Regions from separate parts of the Mus musculus genome. Here regions 1 and 3 are each linked to region 2. The links are chromatin loops, found by intact Hi-C in ENCODE. Cell type or tissue: heart. All regions are shown on one strand. Each heading gives the region's core, and the rest is flanking DNA. Links, peaks and the distances in the headings are about the cores only.

Evidence for each region. Hi-C counts contacts between places; a loop is a spot of excess contacts. Peaks named below come from ENCODE experiments on the same cell type or tissue, not always from the same donor. Only the 100,000 strongest peaks of a DNase experiment are listed, where the experiment ranks them.
Region 1: it touches region 2 in a loop (3-fold over the local background); 2 of 42 quality-filtered maps call a loop at or near these places.
Region 3: a loop joins it to region 2, with 2.9 times the contacts of the local background. A loop is called at or near these places in 4 of 42 quality-filtered maps.

What each region holds. Positions count from the first base shown.
Region 1 is chr17:17,001,021-17,008,493 of GRCm38, reverse strand. Gm51425 (predicted gene, 51425) reads right to left here and starts at 3,378. Exons shown (of 4, transcript NM_001374002.1): 1 at 3,218-3,378. The coding sequence starts at 3,247. In heart, for the core only: a CTCF peak has its summit at 3,828; a DNase peak (open chromatin) is centred at 3,453; H3K4me3 peaks cover 1,173 bases; H3K27ac peaks cover 494 bases.
Region 2 is chr17:17,289,640-17,297,112 of GRCm38, reverse strand. Gm6712 (predicted gene 6712) reads right to left here and starts at 2,670. Exons shown (of 4, transcript NM_001324550.1): 1 at 2,524-2,670. The coding sequence starts at 2,553. In heart, for the core only: a CTCF peak has its summit at 3,171; a DNase peak (open chromatin) is centred at 2,812; H3K4me3 peaks cover 1,097 bases; H3K27ac peaks cover 259 bases.
Region 3 is chr17:17,620,348-17,627,820 of GRCm38, reverse strand. It overlaps Lnpep (leucyl/cystinyl aminopeptidase), which reads left to right and starts at 3,332. Exons shown (of 18, transcript NM_172827.3): 1 at 3,332-3,427. The coding sequence starts at 3,409. In heart, for the core only: a CTCF peak has its summit at 3,155; DNase peaks (open chromatin) are centred at 2,530 and 3,170; H3K4me3 peaks cover 3,758 bases; H3K27ac peaks cover 4,199 bases.

The sequences.
Region 1 (7,473 bases), core at 761-5,760, 290 kb after region 2:
TCTAGTTCACAAAGTAGAAACAGAAGGAACACAACCAATTCCTTCTATGAAGCCACAGTTACACTGAGTATTCTCACTTGGAGATGGAGCGGTTTCTGTCTCTTCAGGAACTTTTCACAATTTTCATTCAGAAAACTTCATAAGAGATTTTTTTCCACTTGTACCATGTTTAGTGGTGTTTCAACCAGATTTTAAAAACTGGAAAAAAAAAAAAAGATACTACTGATCTCTCCTCCAAATAGAGCAGCTCAATATTTTACAGCTCTCTTTGTGAATTCAGATGAGCAAAAGGGTTTGTATGTCTCTGCAGCCACTCATACTTCTTTGTAATTTCAGGACAACAACTGAAGCCCACATGCAAAACAATGGTAAAGAACAATTTAATGTCTGCTTTGTGCCAAGCACCATGCACACCTGAAAAACCCCTGAAACTCAAAACTCCTTATATGGCCTGGAATTTAATTTCCATGAAACACAACCATGTGGCTGGTAATTCAATTAAATTCAAAAAATTAAAATCAAATCAAATTAAATATTCAAAAGAAATGAAATTAAAAATGTTGCAACAATTGAAGGTAGATGTGGCCATAAATGTGAAAACAAGGAGTGGTTAACGGGAGGTGAAAGGAAAAGGAAATAAAAAGGAAAGAAATATGGTTGTTCCTAGACATGGTGGAACAGAAAGTTTATTGCTGATACATGGGAGAGTGGAGTTAGAGACAGGCACATCTTAGAGAGTGACCAGAGTCAAGTGGAACCAAAGCCATGTGAAGAGAGGAAGGAGAGGAGAGGAAAACCAGACAAAGTGATGAGGTGGGTAAATGATAGATGAAAAAGATATTCTAACAAATTTGGGTGGATTACATAAGGAAGGGGAGCAGGGAGATGTATACCCCAATCCCTAAGATCCAGGGTGTGCTTTGTTAGGCATACACTGTAAAGGGTAACTGGGGGATTTGGGGAGAAAATGAGATTCTGGCCTGCTTTGATTTGTTAAATAGGCACCTAAGCCATTTGTGCTGGGCCATAAGACTTAACAATAGTGAGAAAGGATAAACCTAAAGGATTTAATTATAATATCAAAATTTATTTTTAAAAGTTGAAATAGGCTTTATTATTGAAAAGTTATCCAAGTATTAGACAAGCCAGGTATTACTCATACTTTTCTCTCCCAATGCACACTGTAAAATTGGAATAGTAAAATTCCTACTAGGTGCAGAAACAGAAATTTGTCAAGCACTTAAGTGTTGGTTGAATTCATGCACATACAGATATTTAGTTTCTAAAAATTAATTCATTTCCTTCTCTAGATTCTTGATTGTCTCGTTCTGTGAACCACCTAAATTTTCAAGTTTGGACTTTTGTTGATCATCTAACATTGATAACATCAGTATTCACTGATAATAGAAGGTATTTTCAAAGAAAGCTCCCTCCATCATTCTTCCCACTCCCTTTGGTTTCAAAGTTGGTCAGTGAAATCAATTGTTACCAATGTCCCTCTTGATCTATAATTTCCCCTAGAAAGTCCTGGAGGTAGGAGAACATTCATTCATTCCTTCCTTCCTTCATTCATTCATTCATATCTCTCTGTCTTTTTCCCTCATTGACCAGTCAGGGCTTATCCTGGAAGAATTTATATGCTTCTCTTCAGGCATTGGACAGCAGAAGCAGGATTAGGTGTTCAATCAAATTACATAGCAAAAGGCAAGCCTGGGCTATAGAAGAAATTCCTCTAAAGAGAAACAAATAATCATAGCAGTTGAGAAAACGGATAAAATACTTAAATTCTCCAGAAACACTAAAGAGAAAAAAAAAATCTAGATGTTCAGAGAAATTCTAAGAAAATGAAACTTAAAAAGTGTTATCAAGAATTGACTTCTTTAAAAGATAGATATTATTGAAAGTATGAATAGGTACAGTGTCTTTCAACAAGAGCAGGCCATTACCTCATAGGCAAATACAGCAAACCAGTAGCCAACATCAAATTAAATGGAGAGAAACTTAAAGCAATCCCACTAAAATCAGGGAGTAGACAAGGTGGCACACTTTCTCCATAACTATTGAAGTCCTAGCCAGAGCAATTCCACAACAAAAGAAGATCAAGAGGATACAAATTGGAAAAGAAAAAGTCAAAATATCATTATTTGCAGAGGATATGATAGTATCTATAAGTGACCCTAAAAATTCTACCAGAGAACTCCTAAACCTGATAAACAACTTCAGTGCAGTAGCTGGATATAAAATGAACTCAAATAAATCAGAGGCCTTTCTCTACAGAAATGATAAACAGGAGGAGAAAGAAATAGGGAAACAACACCCTTCACAATAGTCACAAATAATATAAAATACCTTGGTGTGACTCTAACTAAGGAAGTGAAAGATCTGTATAAGAACTTCAAGTCTCTGAAGAAAGAAATCAAAGAAGATCTCAGGAGATGGAAAGGTCTCCCATGCTCATGGATTGGAAGGATTAGTACAGTAAAAGTGACTATCTTGCTGAAAGCAATCTACAGATTTACTGCAATCCCCATCAAAATTGGAACTCAATTCTTCACAGAATTAGAAAGGGCAATTTGCAAATAAATCTAGAATAACAAAAATCCTAGGATATCAAAAACTATCTCAACAATAAAAGAACCTTTGTTGGAATCACCATTCTGAAACTCAAGCTGTAGTACAGAGAGAGCAATTGTGATAAAAACAAAACAAAAACAAACAAACAAACAACCCCCTGCATGTTACTGGTACAGTGACAGTCAGATCAATGGAACCGAATTTAAGACCCAGAAATAAACTCACACATGCATGCTCACTTGATCTTTGACAAAGGAGCTCAAACCATCCACTGGAAAGAGGACAGCATCTTCAACAAATGGTGCTGGCTCAATTGGCGGTTAGCATGTAGAAGAATGAGAATTGATCCATTCTTATTGCCTTATACAAAGCTCAACGCTAAATGCCTAGAGAACAACTTGTAGAATACACGAAAGAAACTTAGCCTGTCTGACTTTGGCATCCTGCCAAAGGGTGTTTCTATACACAGGATCCTGCTCGAAAGGTTTTGTGAATATTCAGCCCAAATAGCGAAGTTATGCAGGTGCCACCATTGGGTTCAGAAGCGGCTAAAACCACGAGGCAACTCACAGGTGCCTGCATGTAGCTGCTGGTTCCGACCCAGCCTTCCGTAGGACCCAGCACACCCGATCCCGCTCCTCACCTCTGTGGGAAGTGACAATATCCTCATCATGTCGCACTTTCAGAACTTGCCTGAGCTTCCTTCACTGTACCCAGCAGCACACAGGACAAATCACTTAAGCCTGCTTAATTACAGGGAACCAGCGAAATGGATTCCGGAAGAAACACCCACCTCTTATGACTGGCAGATCCCACAGAGAACCAGGAAAATGCGTTCCGGTAGAACCACCCCCCGCTTTTGACTGGCAGATCTCACGGGGAACCAGCAAAATGCATCCGGAAAAACCACCCTCCTCTTACGACTGGCAGATCCTCCTCAATGCCGTGATTGGCCAGTAAATCCTGAGTGACAGGAGCAACTCTCTCAGGGTGAGAGTGTGCGAAAGCAACTCGGAATAGTGGTTCAGTGGTTCAGTGCACAGACTTCCAATGTAGACGCAAACCTATTCCAGATCAACAGAAATTTGTATTTTGGTAGCAATTGTCACAGGATTCCGATAACCTACACCGCAGCCTTTGCCGCCCCATCTCTCCAGCTCACCTCTGATTGGCTGCCTGCTCCTCCCCTTTGTGGGCTGTGACCTTGTTCTCAAGAGCCAGGACTCAAATTCTTGCCTGTGTGTCCACTGCCCTCAGAAGGTGCTTCCTCTTATTGCTAGTGGAATGAAGCATATTACTAAAGTTGCAGTGGAGTGAAAAATCTGTCTCACAAGTGGAAGGGTGCCCAGTTTAACTGCTAATTAAAGAATGACTTTAAGAACCAACGATTTGTATTGTGGCTTCTTACTGGGTTCAGGTAAATTGCACAAACTTTCCAGCTGGAGCTCTATTGTTATTCTATAATCTACTATTCTATTGTCTATTCCTCAGTAGGAAAGTGCCAATAAAATAAAATAAAATCTTAAAATAAACTAAAAACACAGGTGTACTAGAAAAATGCTCTAGGGTCTGTCTATGTATGTGGAAAGTGGATTTATTAGTATGGCTCACAAGCTGATAGCCAACTCTTCCAACTATAACTCTATACCAATGGGAAGTTGAGCAATCCAGTGGTTGTTCAGTCCATGTGGCTGAATGTCTCAGCTGGTTTTCAGTATATATCATAATATGTATAGGAATAAAACGTAACAATTGTAAAGAACCTAGAAAATATTTAACGAATACATGTAATCATAAAAGTTGCCACAAAATCCATACTGAAGGTAAACCTTAAACATTTGAAGAATGTGGGAGAGTCAACACTATAGTATCCCTGACTGAAGACATAAGAAGATGTATGCCAGCCAGGTGTGGTGGCACACGCCTTTATTCCCATCACTGCGGAGGCAGAGGCAGGCAGATTTCTAGCTAGCCTGGTCTACATCCAGAGCAGTTCTAGGGCAGCCAATGTTACAAAGAGAAACCCTGTCTCAAAAAAAAACCACACAAAATAAAATGAAATAAAATAAAATAAAGAAGAAGAAGGAGAAGGAGAACACAAAGATGATGACAAAGAAGGGAAATATAAGACTTAAATAGTTGAAAAAAGAAAAAGAGAAGCATAAGACTTAAGATGTAGGAATAGATGAAAAGGAACAGAGAGGAACACCCCCTCCACCACCACGCCTACATAAAATACAGAAATAAAAATGAATAAGTTGATCAGAATAGTTCATTAAGACTATGACTATTTTGAATGGATACAGGTCTGCCATTGCTCAGGAGGAATGTGATGACTTCTGCAATAGCATCACCAATAATTGGAAGGCCAGTCAACAGTCAATGTGCATTCTGAGTAAAGAAGAAGGGTGTGTAATGCATCACTTGTGGAAGGAGTATCTACTTTAGGGTAGTGTGTCATGAAATTAAAGTTTCCACTATGAAGAATTTAAACTTTTATTAGCATAGCTAGTAACAAATAAAACAAATACTTGTATCCTTTCTTGGAATTTTGAGATAAATATATTCTACATTGATAGAGATTTTTAAAAATGTTCTTCTTTTTTTTTATTACTTATTTTCTTCAATTACATTTCCAATGCTATCCCAAAAGTCCCCCCCCCCACTCCCCTACCCACCCATTCCCATTTTTTGGCCCTGGTATTCCCCTGTACTGGGGCATATAACGTTTGCCTGAACAATGGGCCTCTCTTTCCAGTGATGGCCGACTAGGTCATCTTTTGATACATATGCAGCTAGAGTCAAGAGCTCTGGGGTACTGGTTAGTTCATAATGTTGTTCCTCCGATAGGGTTGCAGATCTCTTTAGCTCCTTGGATACTTTCTCTAGCTCCTCCATTGGGGACCCTGTGATCCATCCAATAGTTGACTGTGAGCATCCACTTCTGTGTTTGCTAGGCCCCGGCCTAGTCTCACAAGGGAAAGCTATATCACCGTCCTTGCAACAAAGGCTTGCTAGTGTATGCAATGGTGTCATCGCTTGGAAGCTAATTATGGGATGAATCCCTGGATATGGCACTCTCTAGATGGACCATCCTATTGTCTCAGCTCCAAACTTTGTCTCTGTAACTCCTTCCATGGGTGATTGTTTCCAATTCTAAGAAGGGGCAAAGTGTCCACACTTTGGTCTTCTTTTTCAGTTTCATGTGTTTTGCAAATTGTACCTTATATCTCACTATACTAAGTTTCTGGGTTAATATCCACTTATCGGTGAGTACATTTCATTTGAGTTCTTTTGTGATTGGGTTACCTCACTCAGGATGATGCCCTCCAGGTCGAACCATTTGCCTAGGAATTTCGTGAATTCATTCTTTTTAATAGCTGAGTAGTACTCCATTGTGTAAATGTACCACATTTTCGGTATCCATTCCTCTGTTGAGGGACATCTGGGTTCTTTCCAGCTTCTGGCTATTATAAATAAGGCTGCTATGAACATAGTGGAGCATGTGTCCTTCTTACCGGTTGGGAAATCTTCTGGATATATGCCCAGGAGAGGTATTGCTGGATCCTCCGGTAGTACTATGTCCAATTTTTGGAGGAAACGCCAGACTGATTTCCAGAGTGGTTGTACAAGTTTGCAATCCCACCAACAATAGAGGAGTGTTCCTTTTTCTCCACATCCTTGCCAGCATCTGCTGTCACCTGAATTTTTGATCTTAGCCATTCTGACTGGTGTGAGATGAAATCTCAGGGTTGTTTTGATTTGCATTTCTCTGATGATTAAGGATGTTGAACATTTTTTCAGGTGTTTCTCAGCCTTTTGGTATTCCTCGGGTGAGAATTCTTTGTTCAGCTCTGAGCCCCATCTTTTAAGGGGGCTATTTGACTTTCTGGAGTCCACCCTCTTGAGTTCTTTATATATATTGGATATTAGTCCCCTATCTGATTTATGATAGGTAAAGATCCTTTCCCAATCTGTTGGTGGTCTTTTTGTCTTATTGACGGTTTCTTTTGCCTTGCAGAAGCTTTGGAGTTTCATGAGGTCCCATTTGTCAATCCTCGATCTTAAAGCACAAGCCATTGCTGTTCTATTCAGGAATTTTTTCCCTGTGCCCATATCTTCGAGACTTTTCCCCACTTTCTCCTCTATAAGTTTCAGTGTCTCTGGTTTTATGTGGAGTTCCTTGATCTACTTAGATTTGACCTTAGTACAAGGAGAGAGGAATGGGTCTATTCGCATTCTTCTACATGATAACAACCAGTTGTGCCAGCACCATTTGTTGAAAATGCTGTCTTTTTTCCACTGGATGGTTTTAGCTCCCTTGTCAAAGATCAAGTGACCATAGGTGTGTGGGTTCATTTCTGGGTCTTGAATTCTATTCCATTGGTCTACTTGTCTGTCACTATACCAGTACCATGCACTTTTTATCACAATTGCTTTGTAGTAAAGCTTTAGGTCAGGCATGGTGATTCCACCAGAGGTACTTTTATCCTTGAGAAGAGCTTTTGCTATCCTAGGTTTTTTGTTATTCCAGATGAATTTGCAGATTGCTCTTTCTAATTTGTTGAATAATTGAGTTGGAATTTTGATGGGGATTGCATTGAATCTGTAGATTGCTTTTGGCAAGATAGCCATTTTTACAATGTTGATCCTGCCAATCCATGAGCATGGGAGATCTTTCCATTTTCTGAGATCTTCTTTAATTTCTTTCTTCAGGGACTTGAAGTTTTTATCATACAGATCTTTCACTTCCTTAGTTAGAGTCACGCCAAGATATTTTATATTATTTGTGACTATTGAGAAGGGTGTTGTTTCCCTAATTTCTTTCTCAGCCTGATTATTCTTTGTGTAGAGAAAGGCCATTGACTTGAGTTAATTTTATATCCAGCTACTTTACCG
Region 2 (7,473 bases), core at 1,272-6,271:
AATGACTTATGCTGTAAGATCGAGAATCAACAAATGGGGCCTCACAAAATTGCAAAGCTTGTATAAGGGAAAAGACAGTAAGTCAATAATACAAAAAGGCTAGCAATAAATTGGGAAAGGATCTTTACCAATCCTAAATCTGATAGGTGGCTAACATCTAATATATATAAAGAACTCAAGAAGCTGGCTTCCAGAGAACTAAATAACCCTATTAAAAATGGGGTAAAGAGCTAAACAAAGAATTCTCAACAGAGGAATACTGAATATCTGAGAAGCACCTGAAAAAATGTTCAACATCCTTAATCATCAGGGAAATGCAAATCAAAACAACCCTGAGATTCCATCTCACAGCAGTCAGAATGGTTAAAATCAAACATTCAGGTGACAACAGATGCTGGCAAGGATGTGGAGAAAGGGACACTCCTCCATGGTTGGTGGGATTGCAAGCTTGTACAACCACTCTGGAAATCAGTTTAGCAGTTCCTCAGAAAATTGGACTACCTGAGGACCCAGCAATACCAGTCCTGAGCTTATACCCAAAAGATGCTCTAACATGTAATAAGGACACATGTTCCACTATGTTCATAGCAGCCTCATTTATAATAGCCAGAAGCTGGAAAGATCCCAGATGTTCCTCAATGGAGGAATGGATACAGAAAATGTGGTATATTTACACAATGAAGTACTATTAAAAACAATGAAGTCATGAAATTCTTAGATAAAAGGATGGATCTGGAGGATATCATCCTGAGTGAAGAAACCCAATTACAAAAGAACACAAATGATATGCACTTACTGATAAGGGGAGAATAGCCCATACACTCAGAGTACCCAACATACAATTTGCAAAACAATTGAAACTCAAGAAGAAGGAAGACCAAAGTGTGGATACTTGGGTCCTTCTTAGAAAGGGGGAACAAAATGCTCATGTGAGGAGTTACAGAGACAAAGTGTGGAGCAGACTGAACGAATGATCATCCAGAAACTGCCCCACTCGGGGATCTATTCCATATACAACCACCAAACCCAGACACTATTGCATATGCCAGAAAGATTTTGCTGACATGACCTTGACATAGCTCTTCTTGTGAGGCTATGCCAGTGCCTGGCAAATACAGAAGTGGATGCTCACAGTCATCTATTGGATGGAACACGGGGCCCCTAATGAAGGAGCTAGAGAAAGTACCCAAAGAGCTAAAGGGGTCTGAAACTCTATAGGAGGAACAACAAAATGAACTAACCAGTAACCCCCAGTGCTTTGTCTCTAGTTGCATATGTAGCAGAGGATGGCCTAGTCAGCCATCAATGGGAGGAGAGGCTCTTGGTCTTGTGAAGATCATGAGGCCAAGTACAGGGAAATGCCAGGGCCAGGAGGAGGGAATGTGTGGGTTGAGGAGCAGGGCAGGGGGAGGCTATAGAGGGCTTTGGGGATAGCATTTGAAATGTAAATGAAGAAAATATCTAAGAAATAAAAAAGAAAGTATGCCTAGATACAGTGTCTTTCAACAATAGCAGGCTATTACCTTTTAGGGAAATGGCATCAATAAGATAATGTATGATCCCGTCATTATATGCAACATTAGCTGCTGAAGTCTATAACTTGACACACATAGATAAAGCCAATTACCCTTGATTCAAATTTCTGAATGGCCTTATCTAGATCAATGAAGTTTGGTTCAACATAACCTCCCCAGGTGGTATACCCACCAATCTGGATTATTTTTATTCACATGCATGACTTAATTTACCTTGGTAATTGTAAATTACACCATCAGAAGCTTGTTCATAATGATGACCCCTGCAGATGATTCCCTTAAACTACAGTGTAGGAGCTAGCTATTGTCTACACTGTTTAGCCCTGAACTGTACACAGTAAACTGTTCCTCCTGTTGAAGTCTGAAGACAGAAGCCATGCTCCATATGCAAGTACTTCTACTTCTACTGCAAAGGGCAGTACATTACATGACTAAAATGAGCAATTTAAAACTCTCTTGTGGTACAGCCATTTAACTAATGAATTATGAAGTTTAGCAAGGTAGAGAAAGAGACTAGGACCCACGTGTCAACATACTTTGTCTCAGAAACAATTTTATAAAAAACTAAAGACGAAGCTGTTCTAAAATTAGTCCACACTTTTTCTGGTTATTAAAAAAAACCACGGAGAAATATTGAAAAAAAAATGTGCTTTCATTCACCAAACACATGAGATACATATTAAACATAGACAAATTTAACTCGAAATGAATGACAACCAAAATGCTAAATGCCAAGAGAAGAACTTGTAGAATACACGAAAGAAACTTAGCCTGTCTGACTTTGGCATCGTGCTAAGGGTGTTTCTATACACAGGACCCTGCTCGAAAGGTTTTGTGAATATTCAGCCCAGATAGTGAAGTTATGCAGGTGCCACCGTTGGGTCCAGAAGCGGCTAAAACCACGAGGCAACTCACAGGTGCCTGCATGTAGCTGCTGGTTCCGACCCAGCCTTCCGTAGGACCCAGCACACCCGATCCCGCTCCTCACCTCTGTGGGAAGTGACAATATCCTCATCATGTCGCACTTTCAGAACTTGCCTGACCTTCCTTCACTGTACCCAGCAGCACACAGGACAAATCACTTAAGCCTGCTTAATTACAGGGAACCAGCGAAAATGATTCCGGAAGAAACACCCTCCTCTTATGACTGGCAGATCCCACATGGAAACAGGAAAATGCATTCCGGAAGAACCACCCTCCGCTTTTGACTGGCAGATCTCACGGGGAACCAGCAAAATGCATCCGGAAAAACCACCCTCCTCTTATGACTGGCAGATCCTCCTTGATGCTGTGATTGGCCAGTAAATCTTGAGTGACAGGAGCAACTCTCTCAGGGTGAGAGGGTGCAAACGCAACTCGGAATAGTGGTTCAGTGGTTCAGTGCACAGGCTTCCAATATAGACGCACACCTATTCCAGATCAGCAGAGATATGTATTTTGGTAGCAATTGTCCCAGGTTTCCGATAGCCTATACGCCAGGCTATGCCGCCCCATCTCTCCAGCTCACCTCTGATTGGCTGCGTGCTCCTCCCCTTTGTGGGCTGTGACCTTGTTCTCAAGAGCCAGGACTCAAATTCTTGCCTGTGAGTCCACTGCCCTCAGAAGGTGCTTCCTCTTATTGCTAGTGGAATGAAGCATATTACTAAAGTTGCAGTGGACTGAAAAATCTGTCTCACAAGTGGAAGGGTGCCCAGTTTAACTGCTAATTAAAGAGTGACTTTAAGAAACAACGTTTTGTATTGTGGCTTCTTATTTGGTTCGGGTAAATTGCACAAACTTTCCAGCTGGAGCTCTATTGTTATTCTATAATCTACTATTCTATTTTCTATTCCTCAGTAGGAAAGTGCCAAAAAATAAAATAAAATCTTAAAATAAACCAAAAACACAGGTGTACTAGGAAAATGCTCTAGGGTCTCTCTATGTATGTGGAAAGTGGATTTATTAGTATGGCTCCCAAGCTGATAGCCAACTCTTCCAACTATAACTCTATACCAATGGGAAGTTGAGCAATCCAGTGGTTGTTCAGTCCATGTGGCTGAATGTCTCAGCTGATTTTCAGTATATATCATAATAGTATAGGAATAAAACGTAACTGTAATGACCCTAGAAAGTATTTAACGAATACATGAAATCATAAAAGTAGCCACAAAATCCATATGGGTGGTAAACCTTAAGCATTTAAAGAATGTGGGCGAGCCAGCCCTATAGTATGCCTGACTGAAGACTTAAGAAGATGTATGCCAGCCGGGCGTGGTTTCTCACGCCTTTAATCCCAGCACCCGGGAGGCAGAGGCAGGCAGATTTCTGAGGTCGAGGCCAGCCTGGTCTACATCCAGAGTGAATTCTAGGACAGCCAATGTTACATAGAGAAACCCTGTCTCGATAGAAACCACATAAAATAAAATAAAAATAAAGAAGAAGTAGGAGAAGGAGAACACAAAGATGAAGAAAAAGAAGGGAAATATAATACTTAAATAGTTGAAAAAAGAAGAATAGAAGCATAAGTCTTAAGATGTAGGAATAGATGAAAAGGAACAGAGAGGAACACCCCCTCCACCATCACCCCTACACAAAATACAGAAATAAAAATGAATAACTTGATCAGAATAGTTCATTGGTACTATGACTAATTCGAATGAATACAGGTCTGCCATTGCTCATGAGGAATGTTATGACTTCTGTAATAGCATCACCAATAATTGGAAGGCCAGTTAACAGTCAATGTGCATTCTGAGTAAACAAGAGTGGTGTGTAATGCAGCAGATGTGGAAGGAGTATTTACTTTTAGTGTAGTGTGTTATGAAATTAAAGTTTCCACTGTGAAAAATTTAAACTTTTTTTTTGCATAACTAGTAATAAATAAAAACAAATACTTGTATCCTTTCTTGGAATTTTGAGATAAATATAATCTACATTGATAGAGATTTTTAAGTACTTCAGGAATACCAAATAATCCTCAAAGTCTATATTTCCTGGTCAATTGTATAGAAACATTAGTAATAGTAACATTGCTTTCTGCAAAATGAATTAATTGGGAATAAGGTATCGTGAGTATGAGCAAGGATACTGCAAAACCACTGAACTCGACTGTTCCTGGATTGGAAAAATATATGTATTTTCATACTTTTCAGGCTGCCTCTTTTGGATAGAAAGATTGGCAAAACTTAAGGAAAGCCTTGCAGGGTTTGAAGAGGTAAATTTGCAGTGGCAATGAGTGTATAATTGGGGATAGTGTGGGAGGTAGGGTGTTATTCCTGTGCATCAAAGAGCCTAGAATCTCTTCTGGGAAACATGGAATATGTTAACAGTATGTGGATATGTGTTTATAGGTGCCAAAGACCAGGTTTGGCTTAGAGAGAGTTTCTGAGAGAGAAAGAAGTGGTGTCTGGATCAGAAAAATGGTGATTCCAAGCTGTTGACCTTTGTTCTGCTTGATACAGCTTTTCCAGTCTGCTTTCTGTTGTGTTTCCTCTCTGGAGATTTCTCTGTCTTTCTCTGTCTATATTCTGCTTGCTTGCCATTCTTAAAGATCTCTCTGTCCAAGTCCTGCTTTCCTGCTTGCTTGTCTCTCTCTCTCTCTCTCTCTCTCTCTTTCTCTCTCTCTCTCTAGCTCTCTCTCTCTCCTTCTCTCTCTCTCCCCCCTCTTTTACTGTGTGTGTCTCACACTCTGTCTCTCTCACTCTTTGTACAGGTGTGTGTGTGTGTGTGTGTGTGTGTGTGTGTGTGTGTGTGTGTGTGTGTTTTCATTTCCAAGCAGTTCTATTTGTCCTAAAATTTTTCTGGATGGATCATCTCAAGGAGAAGACAGGTGCAGTCTTTTATTTTACCTATCAATCCAGTAATTTACTCCAGGTTTTCTTTTTGATTAGCTCATGAATCAGCATCCCATGACCCCGGTGCTTTGATTCTTAGAAGATAGGAGGCATACATTTTTTCTTAAAATTCCAAAAAACTAAAGATCTGTCTGACTTTATTAAGCACGGATGATAGGCTAGTTGAGCAGGACTCTGCTCTGAAATTACTATTTTCACCACGCCTTAGGGTAACTTTGATCTGTCTTTGGCTGATCCTGAACTCAGGAATTTATTTGTCTTTGTCAGCTTAAACAGACAAACAAACAAGTAAACAAACAAGCAAAAACCTGGGTGAGATCTCCTTCAATTACCACTCCCTAAATCTCTTTACTTCCTTCCTTAGTAATTTTCTGACATGTTGGTTCACAGTGCAGCTGCTTTTGTTCCTTCAGATTCATGAAGATCCTCATATAATTCGAACAGAATCATTAGTTTTGCGTGTTTGAAAAATTATACATTTTCAAACTCATGTATTTAGAACTCTTTCCCTTAAGTGCTTCTCTGAGGTTCCAGTGTTTACCATTTTGCTGAGAGGTAGCCACACCCTTATCTCTGGGATTTCAGCTTGTAATTAATGTAGAGTCATTAATCTTAACAGGAAGGACTTTCCTCAGAGGAATGTGAAATAATTACATTACTATGCAAGTAAGCATGTTGGCCACAGCTGCCCTGAACTCTCTAGGAAGCTCACATCAGGGCCCTGTCCTAGGGGCAAGCAATATGTCACTCTGTCCCAGCAGGGCCAAGCCAGGCTTGGCACATAGAGAACTTGATGCTCCATTGCAGAAGGTAGATCGAGATGTTTGCCACCTCCCCAGCTCCTTCAGTTACAGATTTCCATACATTCTCATGGCCATCTGGCTATCTGTCCTCTCCCTCCCCACACCTGATCCTGAACCCTTCCATTGTCCTCCTGTTGTCTCTTCTCCCACCCATTTCCTTCCCTCCACCTGCCAACTGGGACTAGAGGTGGTCTCTTTTATTTCCATATTCCCACTATTTCAGCTAAGGTTACCCATATTGAGTCCTGAGAGCCTAGCCCATGCCAGGTCTCTAATTTTCTAATTATTCCCATTTCCCCATCCATCAGATGCATATTTCCTTTCATATTGCTAGCCCTCTGGGCTTCTCTCCTGTCTCTCCCATACCTGACCATGTCCCCTTTCCAGCTTCTTTTATCCTGTCCCACGGAACTCACTCCTTCTCCCTGCCATGTCAATTTTGTTCCCTCTTCTAAGTGGGATTGAAGCATCCCCACTTGGGACTTCCTTAACTTCTTGGATTCTGTGGCCAGTATTATGGGTATTTTGTAACTTTTGGCTACTATTGTCTTCTGTGACTACATACTTTGTATGTCTTTTGGTCTGGGGTACCTCACTCAGGCTAAAATTTTCTACTTTCACCCATTTGCCTGCAAAATTAATGATCTCTTTGTTTTGGAACCTGAAAAGCCCTTCTGTTGTGTAAATGTGTTCTTCAGATAAGGTACAATCTGTTTGCTTCTAGTTTCCACCTATGACTAATAAGGCTGCTATGAACATAGTGGAGTACATGTCCTTGTGGTATTGTGGAGAATCTTTTGGGTACATGTCCAGGAGCAGTATAGTAAGGTCTTCAGGTAGAACTAATTCCAATTATCTGATTAACTTGCAGGTTGTTTTCCAGAGTGTTTGTACCAGTTTGCAAACTCACCTGCTTTGGAGGAGTACACCCACCCCTGTTCCACATCCTCACCAGCATGTACTGTCCCTTGTGGTTTTTCTTATTTACTTTCTGATGGAAGTAAGATGAACTCTCAGTGTTGTTTTGATTTGAATTTCTGTCATTATTGACAATGGTGTCTATTTCTTTAAGTGCTTCTTAGCCATTTAGATTTCTTGGTTGAGAGTTCTCTATCACTGGATCACAGTTTTTATTTTTTTATTTTTAACTCTTCTTCTTGTTGGTTTTTTTAAATATTTATTTATTTATTTCATGCATGTGGGTACAATGTAGCTGTCTTTTAAAAAAAAATTTTTATTACGTAATTTCCTCAATTACATTTCCAATGCTATCCCAAAAGTCCCCCACACCCTTCCCCCCCA
Region 3 (7,473 bases), core at 761-5,760, 330 kb before region 2:
TCTTATAATCATCACCTGTCAATAAAAAAGCTTATGGCCAATGAACTGAGGCAGGAAATAGGAAGTGGGACGTCCAGCAGGGATAGAGAGAATTCTGGGAAATATTCAGAGTTGTGAGAGATTCAAAAGCTATGTAATTCAGTAGGTAGCTGAAACCAGGTTAAAATAAAAGGGATAACAAGTAAAAGCAAGTCAGAGAACAACCTGAAGGTTATGGCCTCAGCAATTATTAATACATAATTAGTCTCAGAGTAGTCATTCCGGGAGCAGGGCCCAGGAGGAAAAAACCTGGATTTATTTTTTACACAAACACATATAAGAAAAGAATTTTTTGTCATTCTAACTTAAATTAGTATAATGTCTTTAAGTACTATTCTATTTTGCTGTATGTGGTAGAATATTTCTTTTTATGACTGAGTGGCAGTCATTGTAGATATACATCCCACTGTTGTTGGATATTTTGTTTGATTCCTTATCGAACAGTGCTGTAAAAAACAAAAAAACATGAGTGTTCAGATATCTCTTTGAAAGCAGACAGAATTTCTCTTGAATATACATCCAGAAACAGTACGGCCAGATCCTAGCACAGATCTATTTATAGTATTGAGTACTAATTTATGATCCCATTTTTTGTTTCTTTATAAACAGATGGTAGTTATCCAGGGTGCTAATATTTTTCAGTTCAAGCTATTAGTATTTTTTCTGTTATATAATTTAAATATTAAGTAGTATGCAGTGATGACTCTGAAGATGGTAAGATGAGTGTATTAGATGACATCACCCTGATAATAAACAGTAATATCACAATAACCTAAAGTGTTAGAACCTTGAGAAAGAGGAGAATCTGAACAAGAGCAAAACCTCTGTGTTTTCCTCAAAGAGGCTTTACAAAATCAAATATAAACAGTATTTGACGGAACAAAATTCACTAATATGCATTTAAGGCTACATGGGATTCTGAAATATGTTTGTTTTATTTACTGTTTGCTTGTATTCCTGAATAGCAAAGATGAGATGCAAGAGATTGGCAAAGAAATAGGTAAAAAAAAAAAAAAAATCTCCTGATTCTCCCAAATTTATGAATGCAAATTGTGAAACACTTTAGCACACAGTCTCAGAGCTGAAAATTTAAAAACAAAACCCAAGGTAATGTGATTCACACTTAAAGTATGATAGACTGTAGCTTGCTGGTGAGGTGAGGTGATTTATCATGTTGTGGAGTTTTAAATAACTGCTACTAAGTGCTCTGGCACCAAAAATAACACCAAAAGAACAAAACACGACCTAATAGGGAAGAGTTTCTTAGCTAAGCAATACCAATGTGAAACAGGCTCATTTGAACAAAATCCATGAATACAAGAGTTCTTGTGGTTCATTTTCTACTTTTGGTTCGGAATTGCTCCGATATGGGGACTAGCCTAAGGACTCAGCCTATCTTTCACACAGTGAAAAGGCAGTAGCAGCGTTGAGATATGATGTCATGAACATTTGTACTGAGCACAAACAGACCAACTGGAGACATTCATTATAAAGACATTCAGTGGAAAGGTTTCAATGTGGGCAGTAAATTAGAAATATAAACATTATACTGTACTTATTTAATATATTGTGTAACGATTAAAAATGAGGACATAGCCCTAAAAAAATGAATGAAAAAAAAAACCTGCCCCACTGATCTTGTATTCTTGATAAACAATAAGCCTTTTGACAGCTAAGAGTGCTCTGAACATAATGGCAGGAGGAATCTTTATAGAACCCACTGTGTTTGTTGCTATTTTAGGTGTGTGGTCAGAGGATTCTCTGTAGGGGTGACATTTGAGTTAAGAAAATGACAGGAAGAAGTAAGCAAACAAAACACAAAGCTGTGGAACAATTTTGCAAGGAGGGTTTTGTTTTGTTTAAAAAAAAATAAGTAAAGGTACGGTTAACGATGCTGAATAAATCGCGCCAACTTCTAGGAGCCTTATGAAAGCTTCGGGGCCATTAAAGGGCGAGAATGTTAATGAGGTCCCAGAGTTAGGTAAGGAGTTTAGTGGTTACTCCAAGTACAGTTGGTTTTCACAGGGCGTTGTAAAACAGGAGTGGAACGTAGTGGATGTAATACAATCGACCTCTTAAAAACACTGCACTTCGGGTTTACTTCTTTGAACGTAGAATTTCCTTATCGATCGAACATCATCCCTTTCTCCTCTTTCGCCCAGGATATTTGTACAGGTTTAGATTTTGTTTGCACGGGTTGACAGCCTGGGAGGAGGAGTGTGTGACAGTTGGCTCGCGCAGTGAGGCCAAGGCCTAGCCAAGTCGCCGCAGGGGACGAAGCAGTGAGTGGGGAGGAAAGAGGAGCTGTGGCTGCGGTTGGGAGGGATGGGGGAGCCTCTTCGCGGGGTGTTGACTTCCGGCAGTTGGAGAAACAGGAGCTAGCAGGAGCTAACGCGGTCTCTACGTGTCTCGTAGGCTGCCGGGGACCGCCCCGATTTGGCACCGGAAACAATGGGGCCCGAGGCAAAGGCGCGAGTACTAGGGGAAGGGGGAACTTGGCTCCCTCCGGTCTAGCCCCGCGGAATCAGGCCGTGTACCCTGAAGGCTGGGAGCAGCCAACTGCTGGTGTCGAGTAAGGACAGGACTAGGCAGGCGGGCCTCTCTGCACACAACCTCTGCGCGCACGGTCCGTTCTCCTACACCCCGCTCCGGGTTTTGAGATCTGCTCGCAGTTCTAAGCCCAGCCCTAAGCAAAGGGCACCGATCGACTCCCGGGCCCCTCCCTTCCTCTGGCCTCCGGCTTTGCTGCAGCAGCAGCTGCTGCAGGGCGTTCTGCTAAAGGAGGGAAGTCGGGCCGACCACCGCCGCAGGGCTTGCTCCGGCGGTTAAGAAGAGCGCCGCCCCGGGCTAGCCCAGCGTAGAGGCCGACCCACCCTGGGCCTTGTCTTGCTTTCAGAACGCGAAGGGCGACAACCCCTCTGGCGACAGCATCACCGGCCGCATTTCCGGGCTCAGTACTGGGGTGGCCGCACCCGAAACACGGCCGGATGCAGTAGTAGGTGTACCAGTTGTCTGAACCGGGGTACTACAGCTCTGCGGCACAGACAGCGCGGCGGCTAGAAGTGAGCTCCGGGGGTGGGGCTCTAAGCCCCGCCCCAGCACTGCGCTCCTCCCCGCCGCCCCTGGGCGGAGTGGGCCTAGGGTTGAGCGATGCTTAGCGTCCACGCCTCAGTGGGTCTTTTGCAGCAGTTGCGAAAACCCGGAACGAAGGTGTTGTTGCCGTGCGGCGGAGCGGCGCCGCCCCTCGCCGCACCTCCCCGGCAGCCCTCGGAGGCCTTTGCTGGGCATGCTCAGTCGTCAGGACCGCTTCGGCTCTCGGAGTAGGAAGCTTGGGGCGCTGGGCTGGTAAGGACCCGCGGCGGGGCGAAGATGGAGTCCTTTACCAATGGTGAGTGGCTAGCCCGAGTCGCGGATTCCCGGGCTCTCAGGGTCCAGAGGGTCAGATGTGGCAAGGGGGTCAGGCTGCAGGCATCCCTGCCAAGGGTTTCCCAGGCGGGCCGGGGGGCGGCAGAGGGGCCAGGGTCGGCTGGGGCAGGCGTGAAGGTCAGCCCTCTCCCGGGGGCCAGCCCCGAACCTCCAGGTGAGGTAGTCGGCAAAGTTTGGGATGCTTGCGCGGTGGAGGGGGCGGCGGCAAAGTTGGCAACGGCGTTGGTCCTGGGGGAAGCGGCCGCGGCCAGGAGAAGCTGCGGCCCCGGCGAAAGCCTACTCGTGCGGGGAGCCTGGAGCTGTCCGCCCGTCCTTCACCGAGCTGTCCGCATGCCTTTCCGTAACAGGGCGGGGTGGGGCCGCGGCTGGCAGCGTGATTTAGTGCACTGCAGGGAAGGAAACTTACCGGGGGCTGGCTAGTACTGCTCGGTGTGGCGAAGATGCCGCCCCGCATTGCCACCCGTCTGCCTACCGCTGCTCCGCAGGTCGACCAAACTTCTTTTTACCAGCTAGTGATGTTTGATCTTCTAGTTAGAGATCCATTGAATATCAATGGCCCTTGTTGGGCTTATATCATAAGGTGGCATGGGTGTGTGTGTGTGAAAGTCAAAGCAGTCTGTGTCCAGAAAATAGCCACGGCCCTTTACTTCATGGCTTTTGTCTGGGCTTGTAGTGCTTGAGTCTCAATATAGAGGTGAGATGATGTCTCACCATTTTATGGTGTTTAAATATATGGATTCCACTTTAGGATGGAAAGTAGGAAAACTGCTAATAAAGGGTAGGGCTTAATGAGATTAGAGGATCCACTTTCTACTTGGCATGTGTTTCCAGTGTGGTTGGTTACTTCAGGTAGGTAGAAAGTCAGATTAATGGGAGAGAAGCATATTATTGTTGGGAGGGGGGTCGCATGCCACTTAAGGAACTGGGAAGGGGGAGGGGACACCCACTCTATCCACTCTAATGCCTAGGCTGGACTTTGTTGTGTTCTTTAACATTGTTTACCACATCGCTGGAGCTGTGACCTACTCATTATGTTCTCCTTTTCCCTAATTCGGGATGCTTTATTCTCCTGCCATCTTTCTGTCTGCAGTGTTTAATTAGGCTTAGTAATGACAGCTTTAACTCCAAATTTCTTTCTCATATGTGTTCTATTTGTAATTACCAAGTTTCTAAGAATAGTCTGGTAAACTTACTCAGAGAATTAAGGAAGATTTGAACTGAAAGGCACCATAGAGACCATCTAGGATTTGAGTGTAAAATGTGCTTAAAAGAGGTATAAAATTTTCCAAGACGTTTTCTTCCTTCTAGGCAGAATTATTGGAGCCTCCTTGTTTTAAATATGTAGGTAAGATTTTTAATTATGAAATCTTACCCAATTGAAAACAAGAATGAGTCATTTATTTAGTCAGGTTTTTCCCTGGTTGATTTGTTGAACTTCCCCCCTACATAATTAAAGTACATTTTCACACCATAAAGTTAAAATCTTTTCTCCTCCCATAGAATATCCTCCTTTAGATATATTTACAAACTGTCTCATTTGGGAAGACCATGGAGAAATCCTAGAGAAAAGAGGCAAAAGGTCAACTTTTCTAGTTCTTTTCTGTCTACCAGTTTTTCACAGTTGGTGTTGAAGGCTGATTGGCAATGTGTCATTTCAGTTAATGCTGTCCTCCTTTAAGAAGGAAAGCAGGAACTACATATAACTCTGATACTGCTAATTTAAGGTGCTTTGAAGACTTTAAGGCGGAATAGGTATTTAAAACTTTTAGAAGTTTGCTGTAGAATTTTCTCGTGTTCGAATACTATATAGTGTAAATTGTACTTATTTTTGTCATCTTACAATCTATGATTGAAGGATTTATCAAGCTTGTTTGTTTGTTTGTTTGTTTTTCAGGACAGGGTTTCTCTGTATAGCCCTGGCTGTCCTGGAACTCGCCTTTGTAGACCAGGCTGGCCTCAAACTCAGAAATCCACCTGCCTCCGCCTCCCGAGTGCTGGGAGTGCTGGGATTAGAGGCGTGCGCCAGCACGGGCCGGCCTGGATTTATTAAGCTTAATATTGGCTTTTGTAATTGATCCTCCTTTAGTAAATCTTTCTCATTTACATGCTCTTGAATGTCCCTGCATAAAGAGGTGTGTGTGTGTATAGATGTATAATAAAGTTTCAGTAGCTCTGAGCCCTTGGCTTTCTTAAAATACTGTCAGCAGTTCATTAACTGACTCACAAGTTCATAAAGTCGAGGAATTTAGTCTTGTCATTCCAACCTTCAGAACTCAGTGATTTCAGTAGCATTTTCTATGCTTTCACTATTTGCTGTGCAATGAGTTGCTATGGTGGCTCATTTTCTTGAGCCCTGTTCTCTGCCTGAAATAATAGGTTCATGTATTAATAAATATCTTGTGTTCATCAGTTCAGCTAATAACTGTTATAACCCATTTAAAATTAATGTTTCTAGAAAAGGCCTATAAAGATGGACTTTAGTGCCAGAAATTCCTATTTGGCTCAGGAAATAGTTTTTGCCTTGACCTTGAGAGGGACTGTTACCACACTGAAAGCTGGACATTTCGTCTGGCTCTAGCTCTCTGGTGACATTTTATGGGCAAAGGAATGTGTTGACTCGTACGTAAGATTGGTTTGACAGTAGCTGCCTTGTCCTATTAAGGCAGGTAGAGATGAAACTTTTAGGAGTAGTGGTGACCTATTTATTTATTAGCACCATAGAAAGTTCATGGAAACTATCTAGGTTTTCTAAGAAATACTACATTAAGACAGCTATTTATTTGATGTCCATCTGCCTTTATTCTCATTTGCTTGAGAACTCTCAGAATAGCTTTAATTTGGAATAAGAGATGCTAAAATTCAAGGCTTAATGGAAAAATCTGGTTGAGGAGGTCCAGGGTCAGGCCTAGAAATATCTGATTGCATTTTGAGAATAGTAGAAATATTCATTTAAAGAGGGCTTGGAGAAAGTTTTCAGGTAAACAAATAGAGACTTTACAAACATAGGAATAAATTAATTTTCTGTTATTTTTTAGTATATATTTTGCTAACAGATACTAGTTTTTGGTGTGATTACAGGTAAATCTAGTGGTTGGAAAATCATTGCTGTATTGAAGTGCCAAAACCAAAAGCCTAGTAGAGATTGTCACTTTTTATATGAATTATATAGCCTCCACACAAATCATTTTATTACTGTACAGTGGTATATAATCAGATGAGGCAGACCTCCTGTCTTTCAGAGTTGTGTATGTTTGTTTTTAGATTAATATCCAGTTAAAAGTATTTTCCAACTTTTAAAATGGAATACCTTGACAACAAATTATCTACTTATGGATTGTAAAGCAGTATAAAGTTATGCCAGTTTTATCCTATAAATAACAGTTGTTTTATAAATGTGTGTATCTCTCAAAAAAACTTACATATAGTATCATCTCAGAAACAGGAGCTTACCATGTACTGTTTATATGTTCACTTACATATATACGTTTCTTTTTGTTCTATAGTGAATTACTTCATTGGAAGAAAACTTTTTAAAGTTTTTCTGAAATGGAATATGAGTTCAATTGTGTGTGTGTGTGTGTGTGTGTGTTTGTTTCTGCTCCTGCCTTATCTTTTAAATTACAGTTGGGGAAATCTGATATAGAAATTAAGAGTTAGCCAGGAGTTAGGGTTAGCCATATCTTATGCCTTAATTCCAGCACTCAGGGAGACAGAGGCAGATGATCTCAGCTGGCCTGGTTTCCTTAGCAAGTTCCAGGCAGGCCAGGCCTAAGAAGTGTGAGACCTTATCTCAAAAAGCAACAATAACAAAACAAGAACAACAAAAAATGAAATCAAGGGCTAACTAGCATCATAAAAAAAAAACAAAACCAAACCAAACCAAACCAAACCAAAACAAAACAAAACAAAAAAACGGGTAAAAAGGGTAGCTATAAAGTATTAAAGTTTAAACCAGGAAGCAGTGTTAGCAAATTTTTTTTTATCTTGAGACAGAATAAAAGACAGCAT